Regions from separate parts of the Mus musculus genome. Here regions 2, 3 and 4 are each linked to region 1. A link is a contact called in ENCODE Hi-C or POLR2A ChIA-PET data. All regions are on one chromosome and are shown on one strand. Each heading gives the region's core, a stretch centred on a gene start or an enhancer-like site at or near the end of the contact. The rest is flanking DNA. Distances are from core to core; before and after follow the strand shown.

Evidence for each region. A loop is a pair of places that touch in the nucleus more often than their neighbours do. ChIA-PET counts read pairs that join two places held with the same protein, here RNA polymerase II (POLR2A).
Region 2: POLR2A ChIA-PET joins it to region 1 with 19 read pairs in Patski. The contact joins the promoter of Car14 here to the promoter of Vps45 in region 1. POLR2A ChIA-PET finds 5 or more read pairs at or near these places in 2 of 5 experiments (Patski and embryonic stem cell).
Region 3: POLR2A ChIA-PET joins it to region 1 with 14 read pairs in Patski. The contact joins the promoter of Bola1 here to the promoter of Vps45 in region 1. POLR2A ChIA-PET finds 5 or more read pairs at or near these places in 3 of 5 experiments (Patski and embryonic stem cell).
Region 4: a loop to region 1 is called in a map of left cerebral cortex, with 3 times the contacts of the local background. The contact joins the promoter of H4c14 here to the promoter of Vps45 in region 1. A Hi-C loop is called at or near these places in 5 of 37 maps with a recorded cell type or tissue (Patski, gastrocnemius and left cerebral cortex). POLR2A ChIA-PET finds 5 or more read pairs at or near these places in 4 of 5 experiments (Patski and embryonic stem cell).

What each region holds. Positions count from the first base shown.
Region 1 is chr3:96,056,781-96,060,269 of GRCm38, forward strand. Vps45 (vacuolar protein sorting 45) reads right to left here and starts at 1,675. Exons shown (of 15, transcript NM_013841.3): 1 at 902-1,675; 2 at 200-334. The coding sequence starts at 994.
Region 2 is chr3:95,903,248-95,906,584 of GRCm38, forward strand. Car14 (carbonic anhydrase 14) reads right to left here and starts at 1,438. Exons shown (of 11, transcript NM_011797.3): 1 at 1,073-1,438. The coding sequence starts at 1,127.
Region 3 is chr3:96,195,840-96,199,523 of GRCm38, forward strand. Bola1 (bolA-like 1 (E. coli)) reads right to left here and starts at 1,747. Exons shown (of 2, transcript NM_026975.2): 1 at 1,711-1,747; 2 at 749-1,440. The coding sequence starts at 1,437. The coding sequence ends at 1,024.
Region 4 is chr3:96,261,645-96,264,985 of GRCm38, forward strand. It overlaps H4c14 (H4 clustered histone 14), which reads right to left and starts at 1,673. Exons shown (of 1, transcript NM_033596.3): 1 at 1,290-1,673. The coding sequence starts at 1,660. The coding sequence ends at 1,349.

The sequences.
Region 1 (3,489 bases), core at 425-2,924:
AGATCTCTAGAAGGAAAACCTGGCTGTGAGGGGGTGAACTGAGGCATGGAAAGGAGAGAAGAAAGGTCACAACTCTGACAAAACAGGATAATTATGATGCCACAAATGATGGTAACACAAATTTATTTTGCCTTCTTAACGCTTTCGGATCAGTACTCTGCATTTGCCCACAGAGACGGCAGCTCAGTGTGTGTAGTACCTTTGTGGGTCGAAGGAAACAAATTGCTTTTAGGTGTTTCATGATCTCTCGATTTTGAGAATCAATTCGTTCGAAGAGGTATACTTCCTTCTGAAGAATCTCTGACTGTGTGTAGACCATACTCACTATACCAGTCTGTAAAGCAAAAGAACGAACTAAGATTATACTAGTCCGGACTAGTAAAAACATGCATCAATAGTTAAGCCTTTTGCCACTAATATTTGAGTAGGTAATTTAAATTCTAATATACAGAATAATATTTACCTAATATCCAAAACAGGCTGTAATGTGTTAGAATGAAAACCTACCACTCTCTCTGAACATGAACAACTCAGAAACTTCTAAAGAGGATCTTCACCATTCCTTTACAATTCCTTTTTTAAAGTTGTGGTCAACAAATAGCCTGTTATTTCAGCTGAACCCCAACAATTTACTTTTAAAAACAACGTTGAGTAAAGTCTTCCCTGTGTCGCCAGTAACAATTTCTTTGCAGACACTCTTTCAGGTGTAAGAAGTCTCTTGGCACCAGTTAGAGCTGGTTAGACTGCACACCCACTGGGAAAGCATTCTACAACTTTCCCAGTGCCAGACAGACTTGATCATCGTCATCAGTGAAATGCTAAGTTCTACAGCGGAACGGGGCCAGCAATTCTAAAGGAAGGGAGAGCTTCCTTTATAAATACTGAGCAAAAGCAAACTCACCGTTTCTTTATCCATGAGAAGTACCTTCATGCCCGGCCCGCTGTCCTCTATCATTTTGGAAATATACTGCTTCACAGCAAAGACCACATTCATGGTGGCGAATTGACAGGTGCCCCACAGCCCTTCCCACCCACTTTCCTGGCTGAATTAACCTCAGGCCTGTTGGGTCTCAGCTGCTTCCGGTCGCCAAAGCCTCGGCTTCCGGGAGTCCGGGTAGCTCCGATACTGGGAATTGTAGTTCCTCCGTGGAGTCCGGGACTCAGACTCAGCAGCTAAGCGACGGTGCCATTCCCGACGCTTCTCGGTAGGGAGTGGAAGGCAGCCTGTTTCCCCGAACCCGCGCTGTGCTGGCTTCTGGTCCTGAGTAGGGAAGCGCTTGGCGCACCGCGGGATACAGCTCTCTCGGACACTGTTTGCTGAGCATCTTTTCTGAAGCCCTCGCACGTCATCGTAGCACTGGGCAGGCTGGGGCAGCGGGGTCCCAGGTCTGTACTGCATAGCAAGTTCTCTGATAGCCCAGGCTAGGTTACAGAGGCAGCCCCGGTTTTCTAAAGTATCCAAACAAAGTAGCATCAAGAGACGGCATTTTGTATTTGGTAGGTCATAGAATGAGACTCAACTGGGTTTCCTAAAGAGAGAAGGGGAGCTGAAATTCATCACGTTTGTTGAATGAAGAAACAATGGGAACGCTATTTAGAGATGTTGTAGACCTTAGAGACCCCAGGAAGGCGCGGAGCTTCCACCCGCCCCCTACTCAGGACCGCTGGGACTGCGAGCTCGCGGCGCCCAAAGTACTGAATTTGGTTGGCTTTCAGGGACGCCGGGTTTCCAGGGCCCCTGCAATGGGCGGGGACAGTTAATTCATTGGGGCCGGAACAAAACCAACTTGAGAATTTAAAGGTAAACACATTTTTAATCTAAGAAGCAAGAACAATTAGCAATCAACTGGATCTTAAAGCTTCAGTTTCCAAAAAATTCAACAGATGACACACTATTATCACACTTCGGATCAAGGTGTTTTGTTCCTCACCTTCTTACAATAGAGAACTGTACAACCAGGAAGACAAATAACTGCAACAAATCATTGGCTATTAGTGCTTCAAATATTTACACCAAAATAATGACGTGTGTGAGATGTGAAACTGCAAAGGATCACCAGAGGTGAGAAGGAGATTTTAAGAGAGGGAGACCCGGATAGACATAGTATTGGAATACAAGGGAATGAATACAAGGAGCACAAAACAGACAGACTATTTAGTAGAGGAAGGGGACCAGGGAGCTTTAGGAACCGCGGGGTTAGGGGTAGAGGGGCTGGAGGCAGGAAAAAAAGGAAACACATTAGAATGAGATATTATTGTCATGTGTATAAATGCCATTATGAGACTCATTGAGAATGCTAATTTAAAAAATTAATTTAAAATCAACACAGCACCACTAAATACTAGTTTTTTCAACATACTGTAAGAAATATGCGGTTAAATAGAATAGAAGAACTTAATCGGGTTATGCAAATTATGCGAAGTTTCCAAATCCCTTGAGGAAGACTAGAAGTCACTTGAAATACAGGTATTTGTCACTTCTAAAATTGTGAAAATGTGTTCTTTTCAGTTTTCCAGTCAATAAATAAACCAGTAAATAAAACTTCCCATTGGGCACAGTACAGGTTTTGAGACTTTCTTTCTTCTTCCTTTTTGTTTGAATAAGGCTTTGCAATGTAACACGGGCTGACTTTGAACGCGTGACCCCTCAGTGTCTGCAGTGCTGGAGTTACTGGTGTGCATATGTTTTGACAGAAGCCTTAAAGCTTTATATTAAACGAGTCAGTGGGATATTAACTACACACAAATGAGATCTAATGTTATATACAATCCTGTTTTATCAGCAAAAAAGTTCATATATTATAGAAAACTGACTCATCAAAGAAAATAAAATTTACCCACAAATCTAGCAAGTTACTGGTATCTGAAAAATCACCATCACCCATGTTGCTTGGATTCTATTTCCTTACCTGGACTGTAATATAGTATGTCATATTTTTTCAACTTTCTGTATCTTAAAAAGAACAAGCCAGCAGTGGTGTCACACACCTTTAATCCCAGCACTCAGGAGGCAGAGACAGGCAGATCTCTGAGTTTGAGGCCAGCGGGGTCTACAGAGTGAGTTCCAGGACAGCAAGGGCTCTGTTACAGAGAGAAACCCTGTCTCAAAAAATAAAACAAACTGAACAAGAGACGAGGAGTAGAACAATGATTGTCCTTGAAATGGTGCCTTGTCAGATTACAATTGTAAGAAATGAGTGGAGAGAGTCCTTTTAGTTATTTGTATTCAGACAGATATGACTTTTTGAAAAAGAAAATACCTACTTTGACAAGCTTAAAATGTCTGACAATACCAAGTGTTGGAGACAGTGTGAGACAAGAATTCACAGGTTACCAACGCAAGAATCAAAGAGCCTTTTTTTTTAATAGAAATGTGGAATTATCTTTAAAAGCTAGTGAAACATAAAACCCTTATGCTTGTGGGTTCAAATTTCCTGCCCCTTGGTATTCTTGTACAGTAGAGCATCATTCCCACACTTTTAACCCAGA
Region 2 (3,337 bases), core at 188-2,687, 150 kb before region 1:
TCAGCGGGGGCAACTCTGCGAGTAGCTCCCCCCCACCCCTCCTTCACTATCTCTTTAGGATACTCCAACAACTAGAGTTCTCTGGCTGTTGTGAAGGTGCCCTGCCCTTCCTGTGAAATGCTCTGAGCTGATTCTAATGCCTCTTTTTTCCTCTTTCCAAATTGTTTCTTCTCAGAAGAGATTTGTGACTCCTCATTTTCTTTTGGATCCCTTGGTCCCATCTTCCTCTCGCTTTCTAGATAATCCCCCCCCCCACCTCGTCCTTCCAATAAACTTTAATCCCTCACCTACTATGTGCTGGATACAGAATGGGGCCTGAGAAGCACAAAAACAGGGTGTAGAAACCAGGCATGGGGAGGCAGAGCCAAGCAGGTCTAACCTCAGCTACAGAGTGAGTTTGAGATAGGTCTGGCCACGTGAAACCTTGTCTCAAAAAAAAAAGTAAATAAAAATAAGCAATAACAACAAAAAAAGTTGTGGGAATCCTTCAGGCGTTCCAGAAACAACTTAGCTTGTTTTCTCCAACGTCTCCCCACCTCTCTCCTAATCCTGAAAGCCCTTTGTACACTATAAAGAGCTGAGCAAACGTTTAGTCGTGTTCCTTTCAGGGAAATGGACCAGCTGCCCCTGCCCCTTGGCAGGTAATGGAGTTATCCTTTGATCAGCAGAGGGTCGGGGTCTGAGTCGGGCAGGACTGCAGCACGTGTCCCTTCTCACCCCTGCTCTCCCTAACCAGCAGAGTGCGTAAACAAAGACGGGCAGGAGGGCTGCCCGGGACTAGGGCAGTGGGGAAAGAGTGGACTGGAGAACTGTAGCTGGCCGAGTGTCCTACACTCCTGAGCATTCACACACTGGCCTCTGGCTAGCTCTCCCTGTCGCAGAGATAGCAGTAATCGCTGGGTTAGAGAGGAAAAGGAAAAGAATGGAAGGATCTCCTCCATAGTCTTTCTCCCACCCCATGCCTCCCCCCCCTACCCCCCAGCCCCTAGGCTTCCCTTTCTGAAACCTCTCCTCCCCCACATAAGTACACATGGCTACGGGTGGACATTAGCACAGACCCAGTTGTACCTACCCCCATCTGCAGCCAGGATCCAAGTCACCTTTAACAGGAGAGCGAAGAACAACATATTATCCCCACAATGGGGTACAAGGGACCAGGAATTTGGGGTTTAGAAGAGAGAGGTGGAGAGGGAGGGAGAGAGAGGAGTTTCTGGCGTTCTATCTCTTTTCTTCTTGTCTCTGTCTCTGCAGACTTCCAGGGACTTGATTTTCCACAGGTTAACACGAACTTCTGGATCCCAGGATAAATTTCTTCCTCTCTCACTTTCTCTCTCTTCCTCTCTCTGCCCTCTCCGTATGTCCCTTCGTAATCTCCACACCACTTACTGGCCAGCAACTTCACAGTTGCCTCCCGCTTTTAAGGTGGCTCGAAACCGGTGTACGTGAGGAGGGGGGTGGTGCCTGGGCTGCAGCCGAGCAGCTCCTTAAATAGCGGATTAGGCATGCAGGATGGCCCAGCAGAGCCCAGCGCCCTGGCCTTGGCTCAGGACCCTGGAGTGAGCTCTTCCTTTGCTATTTACACTGCCGCTCGTACGGGTGTCCCCTGGAACTCTCGGTCAGGGAAGGGGGGTTTCGCACCTCTCCCTCCCAGGACACCGTGTTCTCATTCCCCTGCCTGAGGAGCACATCCCTGGGTGGTATGGGACTGCTGGTGGGGAACCTGTTTCTGAAACCAAGAGAAGTTGAGCTGGTTGGAACCAGAAAGAATTCAGATTCGGGAGATAGGAGAACAGAAGTTGGAGGCTCAGGGAGCAGGTGGGGAGTGGAAAGTCAAACTTTAAAATCTGGATTGTGGAGAGCAAGAAGTGGGGCGAGGAGAATATTTGTCTTCTGCCTCGTCTTTCTCTGGCGCCTGTCACCACCCCCTTCCCTTGGTGAGGCTTAGGTCCACGTGCCTGTGTAGCCTGGGGTGGGGGTGCGGTTTTGTTTGCCGGATAAAGCCCATTTGTGTGCACAGCGGGGGAGGGGTTGTCGCAGCACCAGGGAGAGACAGCATTCTAACTACCAGATCCAGCCACCTCCCTCCCCAGGGAGCCCAGATCTAGGGCGCCTTTTGTCACTGAAGAGGACACTGACCCCTAGCAGAGAGGCCGGGCAGGAGGAGTGATGGGTGACTGTAGAAACAATTACTGTCACCATGAGAAAAAGGCGGACTCCAAAGAAAGAGAGGGGAGGGGCCATAGAAAGGCCATGTGACCAGGTGGGTGAGGGGTCCAGGGGCTTCCCGCCCACCCAACAAAGGGTCCAGGCAGGTCCTGTGGGATCAAGTGAAACTTGCTGTGGTGGAACTGAGTTTGCTAGTGGAGCATGGAGGCTGCGTGGCGTCTCAGGAATGTGGCTGGTGTGCGCTCCCCCACGGGACTAGAAATCCCGATCGGAATGTACATCCTAAGTCCCTCATTAGTGAGTGTGAAGACCACAGATAATTTCAAGCTAGATGGTGAAATCTCTCCTCCATAACCTCTGTGAGGTCTTTCTGCCCTCCTTACTCCTATCAAGTAGCAATAAATAGCCAAAACAAAGGAGCAGAAGCCAAACAAGGGCACGGGATAAAAGCCAAATGAACAGAATAATGCATGTGCCAGGTCATCACTCCTGCGGAGACAGGAGCTCAGAGTGCTTTTCTGTCCCACGACTGAGCTTCAGAGTAAGGACTTTTTAAAAATATATATATATATTTAAAATACACACACACACACACACACACACACACACACACACACACAACGTTTTATCGCTTTGCGAATACTTCATCCCCTAAAAAAAAGTTTCCGTCTTAAAGTTCTTCCAAAGCCTCATCCAGTCCCATCTAGGAAGAATAAAAGATGTGAATACAAGTTAAGATTTCTTTGGTGTCCGGAAAGTTAAGAGGGGGGTGGGGTGGGGGTGAAAGGAGAATTGACACATATTTCACAAGGTAGGAAAGAGGAGGTTTGGATAGAATAACCCCTATCAGGACAGAGCTCCCCTGCAGCATCTACGACCGACTTTCAGCCTCCCAGGAAGTGCGTCTCGCCTGGCGCCACCTCTTGGCTTCTCTACGAATTTTTAAAACTTGGGATTCCTTCTGGACAGCAGTTGGTGCTGAGAGTTTGGGGACTTTGCCTACACTTTTGAATACTGCTTCAAAAAATAAAAAATAAAAAATAAAAAATACTGCTTCAAAGGAGTCTTAGCCCTGGTGCTGGAGAGATGGCTCAGTGGTTAATAGCTCTCGCTGCTTTTCCAGAGGAATGGGTTCGATTTTCAGCACCCACCTGGCAGCTCTCAACTGTCT
Region 3 (3,684 bases), core at 497-2,996, 140 kb after region 1:
CTTCGTGAGTCACCAAGTGGGTGCTGGGAATCAACTCTGGATCCTCTGGAGAGCAGAAAGTGTTCCACCACTTCTCTGGCCCCCCAGTTTTAAGCAATTTCTTTTGGGAATCCCTGCTACCTGCAGCTTGTCCTCGATTCTCCTGCCTCAAGTCCACGCTGCGCTACATTTCTCTTTTTTCTTTTCTGCTCCTAATGCTGGAATTAAAGGTGTGTGTAATTATTAAAGGTGTATTATATGTAAGTACATGGTAGCTGTCTTCTGACACTCCAGAAGGGGGCGCCACATCTCATCACGGATTGTTGTGAGCCACCATATGATTGCTGGGAACTGAACTCAGGACTTTCGGAAGAGCAGTCAGTACTCTTAACCACTGAGCCATCTCCATTCCCCAAACCTAGCCAATGTTTATTTCGGTTCTTTTCCTGCTTCAAATGCAGGAATTCCCTCTTTTCCGGGTTAATTTTGGTATCCTTGCAAAACCCAGATAGTTCACTTCCTCACAAATCCCTTCTCTAGCCTACAGGTAATTTTCTTCTCATAAGAACGTCTGTAGGGACCTAACAGCTGTGTAAACCTGATGGCCTCTCTGAGTTCAATTCCAGAACCATGCAACTGGGGGAGGAGTAACTCCGAAAATTACTCTCTGACACCCAAGTGCGCAGTGGTGTTATGCAACCTCCCCCAGCCCCCATATGCACTAATGATGTGTAGCTCCAATTTAACAGGTATTAAGAGCACCGTTTGACCTCATGCACCAGCTTCTCTTTTATTATCATGGCCCTTTCCGATTCATCAGGACCTTTCTCTAGTCTAGCCCAGGCAAGGGCAAGAGGGAGGGAGTGGCTGCTCTCTCCCTGGGCTAGCTTAGCTTTCACCAGAGGTGTCTTTGCCTCTGCATGGTGTTCATTAGCAGAAAAGGCAGAGCTCCTGGTCCGTACAAATCAAGGAATAAGGTAGTAGTGATGTAGTAGTTTATTCTCAGTCGACCCATTCGGATCGTTCTCCCAATCCAGGTATTTATTAAGAGGTCCCTCGAGTTTTCTTGCTCCCACCTAGGCAGGGGGGACTAATGTCCAACTGTGGGTTTTCTCTCCACTGGGCGGGGGTCTTCGCCTGGATGGCCAGGGCATGTACCGGTCCAGCCAGCTCCTCCGACAGTGCCTCGTGGACCAACCGGTGCCGTTGCAAGGGGCTCATCCCCTCGAAACGAGAGCTCACCACCGCCACGCGAAAATGCGTCTCGCTGCCTGCTGGGACTGCGTGGCCACCGCTCTCGTTGCGCAGCTCCAGTACCTCGGGGCTCAGGGCTTGCTCCAATTTGGCGCGAATAGCGGCTTCCACTGGTCCTGCAGCCGCAGATCCCGCGCTGCCCCGCGATACACACGAGCGCGTGGCCATGGAGACCATGCACTGGGCCGATCGCGCACTTAGCATTCGCTGCGGAGAAACGAAGGACACGGGACTGAGTCCACACACCCTGCCCACGCACCCCAGACAAGCACACCCTGGAACCGCCTCTACTCTGCGTGGCGGGTTAACGCGGCTTCTACGCCGGTAGCGGAGAGACAAAGGCGATTGAGCGGCCAGAGCGCTAGGCACTAAGGGCACTGGGAAAGCATGGCTGGGAGCTGAAAAATGGAAAATGTACAACTTGGTCCTTTTGGCTGAGTCAGAGCCCTATCGTCTCTCCGAACCCTAGGGTGGTACCTTTGTACTTGCTGCGCAGCCTGCTGTACCACCGCTTGATCTAACAACCGAATTTCCGGTCGGACCACGCAAACGCCGCGTCAGGAGGCTCGCTAGGAAACGCAGTCCGGTTGCGTCTGGCAGGCGTTACCCAGTACCCAGAGGTTTTATGGGAATTGTAGTCCCTGCTTCTCCCGACCGGTAAAATCCTGCAAAGTCGGGAAATTAGAGCAATAAAAACAAAAGTGTTTCCTGTAAATTTAAGATGGTTGCACCAGATTTGTAGCTTCTTGATCTATAACCCAAATAGCTTAAGTCATTTGTATGTAATTAATAAAAAAAGAAGTCTCATGTAGCCCAGGTTGGCCTTTACCACTCTAGAAATGTCCATTATTTCCTGATCCTCCTGCCTCTACCTCCTACCTGCTGGGATTACTGTCCTGGGTTATTGATAGAGTGCTTCCATAGCAAAAACAGATTCTTATGAGATTACAGCGGACCTTGCTCAATTCAGAGGGGAATGTCTGCTGGGACAGTTTTCTTCCCAAGATAATCTGTCCTGCCCCAAACAGAGAATTCCAGTGAGAAGGAAAATGAAGATCGTCACACAGTTCCCTAAGAGCTGCACTAACTTGCCTTGCCCCCGCGCGCTTCTGTGTAGGACCCCAGCTTTGTTCCTTTCGGAGATTCCTTTGTTCCTGAGAGAGATAGAATAAAGACAGCCCTGCTCTCAGAGTTTACAAAGCACTAGAGAAATAGTCATAATGTTCATTGTGATACCGTGTGTCAAGTGTGTGGTGGAAATACACACAGTTTACTGTAAGCATATTACCTACACGTGAGGACCAAAGAAATGACAAGAGACTTCTTAGAGCAGTGTAGGAGAAACAAGAAGACCACTTTCTCACCTCATTTGGTCAGGATGTGGTAACTGAATGAAATCAGCACATGACTGCAGTCTCCCCTCCCCTAGCCTGAAACCTGCTTGCTCAGGGGTGGAGCTTCCTGCTCATTCGTTCTGCCACGCCCACTGCTGGAACCTGCGGAGCCACACACGTGCACCTTTCTACTGGACCAGAGATTATTCCGCGGGAATCGGGTCCCCTCCCCCTTCCTTCATAACTAGTGTCGCAACAATAAAATTTGAGCCTTGATCAGAGTAACTGTCTTGGCTACATTCTTTTCTCTCGCCACCTAGCCCCTCTTCTCTTCCAGGTTTCCAAAATGCCTTTCCAGGCTAGAACCCAGGTTGTGGTCTGCTGGCCGGACACAACACATGACCACTCCAAGGAATGGCTGAGGCAGTTCCTACTCTGTGTGTGAGGGAGAACACAGCCAGAGGCATCTGGAAGGGTCTAGTGCAGGAAGAAAATAGAGCAAGCTAAACAGCAGACTGAACAGGGCTATGAAGGGAGAGGAGGGGAGGGAGAGTGAGAGATGGAGAGAGAGAGAGAGAGAGAGAGAGAGAGAGAGAGAGAGAGAGAGAGAGAGAGAGAGAGAGAGAGAGAGAGAGAACCAGAGCCAGAGCCAGAGTCAAGAGAACCAAGAAAGCTCATGGCCAAAATGGCTGGGTTATATAGTATAGGAGTCAGAAGCTGGAGAAGGGAAGGGAAGCCCTGAGCTGGAGCAGTTTGGAGATAGGGTGAAAAGAGCTAAGGAAAGCCATAGATAACGAGTTCTGCTGCCAGCGTGTACTTTGGTGTAATAGAAACCATAGTTACCTATTTGTCCCTGGCTTCTTTGGGACCCAACAGCAGCCTTGTCTTTGGGCTGTCCTGAAACTCATAATGTATACTAGGCTGGCCTCAGACTCTGTAGATCAGACTGGCCTTGTTTGAACCCAAAGATCCACTTGCCTCAGCTTCCCAAGAGCTGGGATTAATGGTGTGTGCCACTACTGCCAGATCAAAGATCAAAGTTTACTAAAAGAAGACAATGCTATAGACATTTGTTTGTTTTTTTAAACAAAACCAAACAAATACTAGGGTAGGCAAG
Region 4 (3,341 bases), core at 423-2,922, 200 kb after region 1:
GGTGGTTTGGTTTTGTGTTTGTTTGTTTGACTATACATTCTTTTCTTTTTGTTGTTTTTAAGATTTTATTTTATGTATACGAATACACTGGTCCTCTCTCTTCAGTCACACCAGAAGAGGGCATCGGATCCTATTAGAGATGGTGAGCCACCATGTGGTTGCTGAGATTTGAGCTCAGGACCTCTCAGTCCCCTCTCCAACCCTCAAGGGGTTTTTTGTTTGTTTGCTTGCTTGCTTTGTTTTGTTGTTTTGTTTGTGACAGGGTCTTGTGGTTCAGGCTTTCCCCCAAACCATGCAGAAGTGGTCCTTGAACCCCTAACCCTTGTTTCCTCCCTGACTTGCTGGGATTATAGCTGTCACCACCTGGCTTGCTTATGTTATGGGACATTAAAATGTCGTTGCAATTGTATCCCAGCAGAGCTTCGATCCCAGTCCACTATTTCCTAGATCCATGCCTAAACTGAGGAGTTTTGCGAGGACTTTTGGGGGTCCTGCTTGGTGTTTAATTGTAAAGACACCGGAGACATCTGGATACAATAAAGCTGTTGGCCTGTTTGCTGAGACAGTCCCTCAGCTAACCCATCTACCTAACCCGACCGACTTCTTGCCACTGTGTCCCACCACGTGTCTCTTTAAATCCCTGTTCCGTTCTTGTCCCTGCTTGTCTCCCGCCTGTCCGGCCCAAGCTTCTGCTGCCAGCTCTTTATTCTGCAGGAGGCCATACGCCTAACTCTTCCACTGAGCCAATCAGCAGCAGGACAACGCCCGGTCTCTCTTACGTAGCCTTTTGGCGCAGAGGGTTACGTGACCTCCATCTAGGCAGCTAGCTTTCTAACATGGCCTGAAGAAAATCTTTTGGGAAGATGAGGAAGGATAAAAGGTGGGTTGTGGGGCCATAGAAACAATACCAAATATCCGGTCAAGCACAGCCACTCATTGGAAACACAGGGACACAGCCACATAGCCATTTGATGTGTGGACATAGGTCATCCCATCCAAAGGGTCTCCTTATTGCAATTCTGCTCCAAACAGCTAAAGAAAATCTTAGCCAGTCTCTTGACCTGACAACCAGCTCACACACTAAGTAGGAATTAAAATTCCCAGTGTGAGCTATCCTGCTGGATGCTATCTATCCGCCGTGGTATAGAAACTTAAGTGGATGGCTCTAAAAGCGGAACACCTAGTAGCGTTGAGTCACAAGGAAAACTAGCGTCTTTACCTTACCGAGTCTAAACCCACGGTTATTACCTGTACAACCCAAGTCAGTGTCAGCTCTCCTGAAGAGACTGTGGTTGGCCCTAAAAAGGGCCGTTAGGGATGGGGGGGGGGGGAATTGAAGCGGCGGCGTCTAGCCTCCGAAGCCGTAGAGGGTGCGGCCCTGGCGCTTGAGAGCGTACACCACATCCATAGCGGTGACGGTCTTGCGCTTGGCGTGCTCGGTGTAGGTGACTGCGTCGCGGATGACGTTCTCCAGGAACACCTTCAGCACACCACGGGTCTCCTCGTAGATGAGGCCGGAGATGCGCTTGACCCCACCGCGCCGAGCCAGGCGGCGGATGGCGGGCTTGGTGATACCCTGGATGTTGTCACGCAAGACTTTGCGATGGCGCTTGGCGCCACCCTTGCCTAGACCCTTTCCACCCTTTCCTCTGCCAGACATGGCTAATGTAATCTGAAACACCAGCTGGTGAGGCATTGGAGGTGGAGTGCCACTAATATATGAGAGGATCGGACCAGATTGAAAACTGAAAGCGCGCGGGCGGGAACCTTTCTAAATTATCCGGGCTCTGGATGTTGCATCATCTTCCTGTTTTTCTTTTCTCTTCTCTGCCCTCTACCGGTTCCTTACAGTCTCAAGCCTTTATTTTTTTATTTTCGATTTTCTTAATTATGGTGCCGAAGTCCCTCGGAGAATTCAGATTCCTCCAAATAAAACTTAGAGATAACACAGACTTTAGAAAGCACTGACGCTAAAAAGACAAAAGACCGGAGAAAGAGAAAGTTAGAGATGAGGGGGGAGTGCGCTGCACTGAAGGGCCCGGAGCTCCTGTTAGGTAAAAACCGCAGCAAAAGTTCCAGTAACCAGCGTGACAATCGAAAGCAGAGGACCCAGGAATGTGTGTGGAAGGGAAAGGTCGCGGGCGTTTCTGCGTACAGTCGCCTGTTTCGTTGATAGAGACACATTATTCAGATCAAGCAGAAACTAGATCATAGGAAAACTGAGGATGCCGCCGATCCTTTTCACCGAGGTCAGTGGGTTTCCACGCTCTTCTACCCAAAGGCCCGCTGACTAGCCGAGCAGCCCGGGAATGCTGCTACGCTCGTTTCCACAAGTCCTTTGAGGCCCGCCCTTTGTTTTCAGTTATTCCAAACTGTCTCTACTATGCAGTAGACTAAAATTCACTTTTTCAAGTGTGTGTCTGCTTTATACAGTGACGCCCTGGGAAATGAACTGGAGTCTGTACTTCTAGTATGTCCGTCGTTCCCAGGGCCACCCATAGAAGAATCTTGAGAAAGCATTCTGCATCAGAAAGAACGGTAGTGGGTTGGTTGGGACTTGTTTTTAAAGTGATCTGATAGGCCTTGTTCTGACTGTTCCTTTATTCTAACATCTATATGTGCTCATGAATCCCCACCACCACCACCACCACCTTTTTTCTATCCAGATTTTCTGGCTCCAGACATGTAGATAGATGTAGGTTTTGAGTCACCTTAGGCTGGGGGCTCAGACTCCCCTCTCAACTCAAATGTTTTAAACCTAAGACCTGTGAATTGTAGATCTTAGAGGGAAGAGAGCTCCCTCCTACCCCAGTAACCCTGGGCAGTCATACACGTCTCTTGATGGATAGATCCTGTTTGTAGACATGCCTCCATGCCCAAACTAGCACCCTAGAATTCAGAGCCTCTCCATCCCGCAGCCGCTGTTTTCTCATTCCCATGGCGACCCCTGGAAGCTGTGTTGCTTCATATCTCTGTATTGTGCGGACTTCTCCACATCCTTGACTATGTCCCTAATGGGATGTGATTTCTGTGTCTTCTTTCTTTTTAAGGTGAAGTGCAGTAGAGGCTCAATAGTTGTTTATGGGTGGACAGCTCCTGCCTTTGCCTCTTTCCTTGTAAAATAAAACAACCACGTGCCAGGCTGACAGGGCTTTGGTACCAGGGCCTGAGGCAGACTCAGAGTCTACCATCTTTTCAGGTGAAGGGAATCAAGAATATTCTCCTACTTCGGACATGAGAATCATTTTGAGCAGAAGGGTTGAGATTTGTTTAAGAGTGGAACCTGCAAAAGATATCAATATTTTATCCTGTTTGCAGAAAATCCTGAGTGGGAAAGGGGG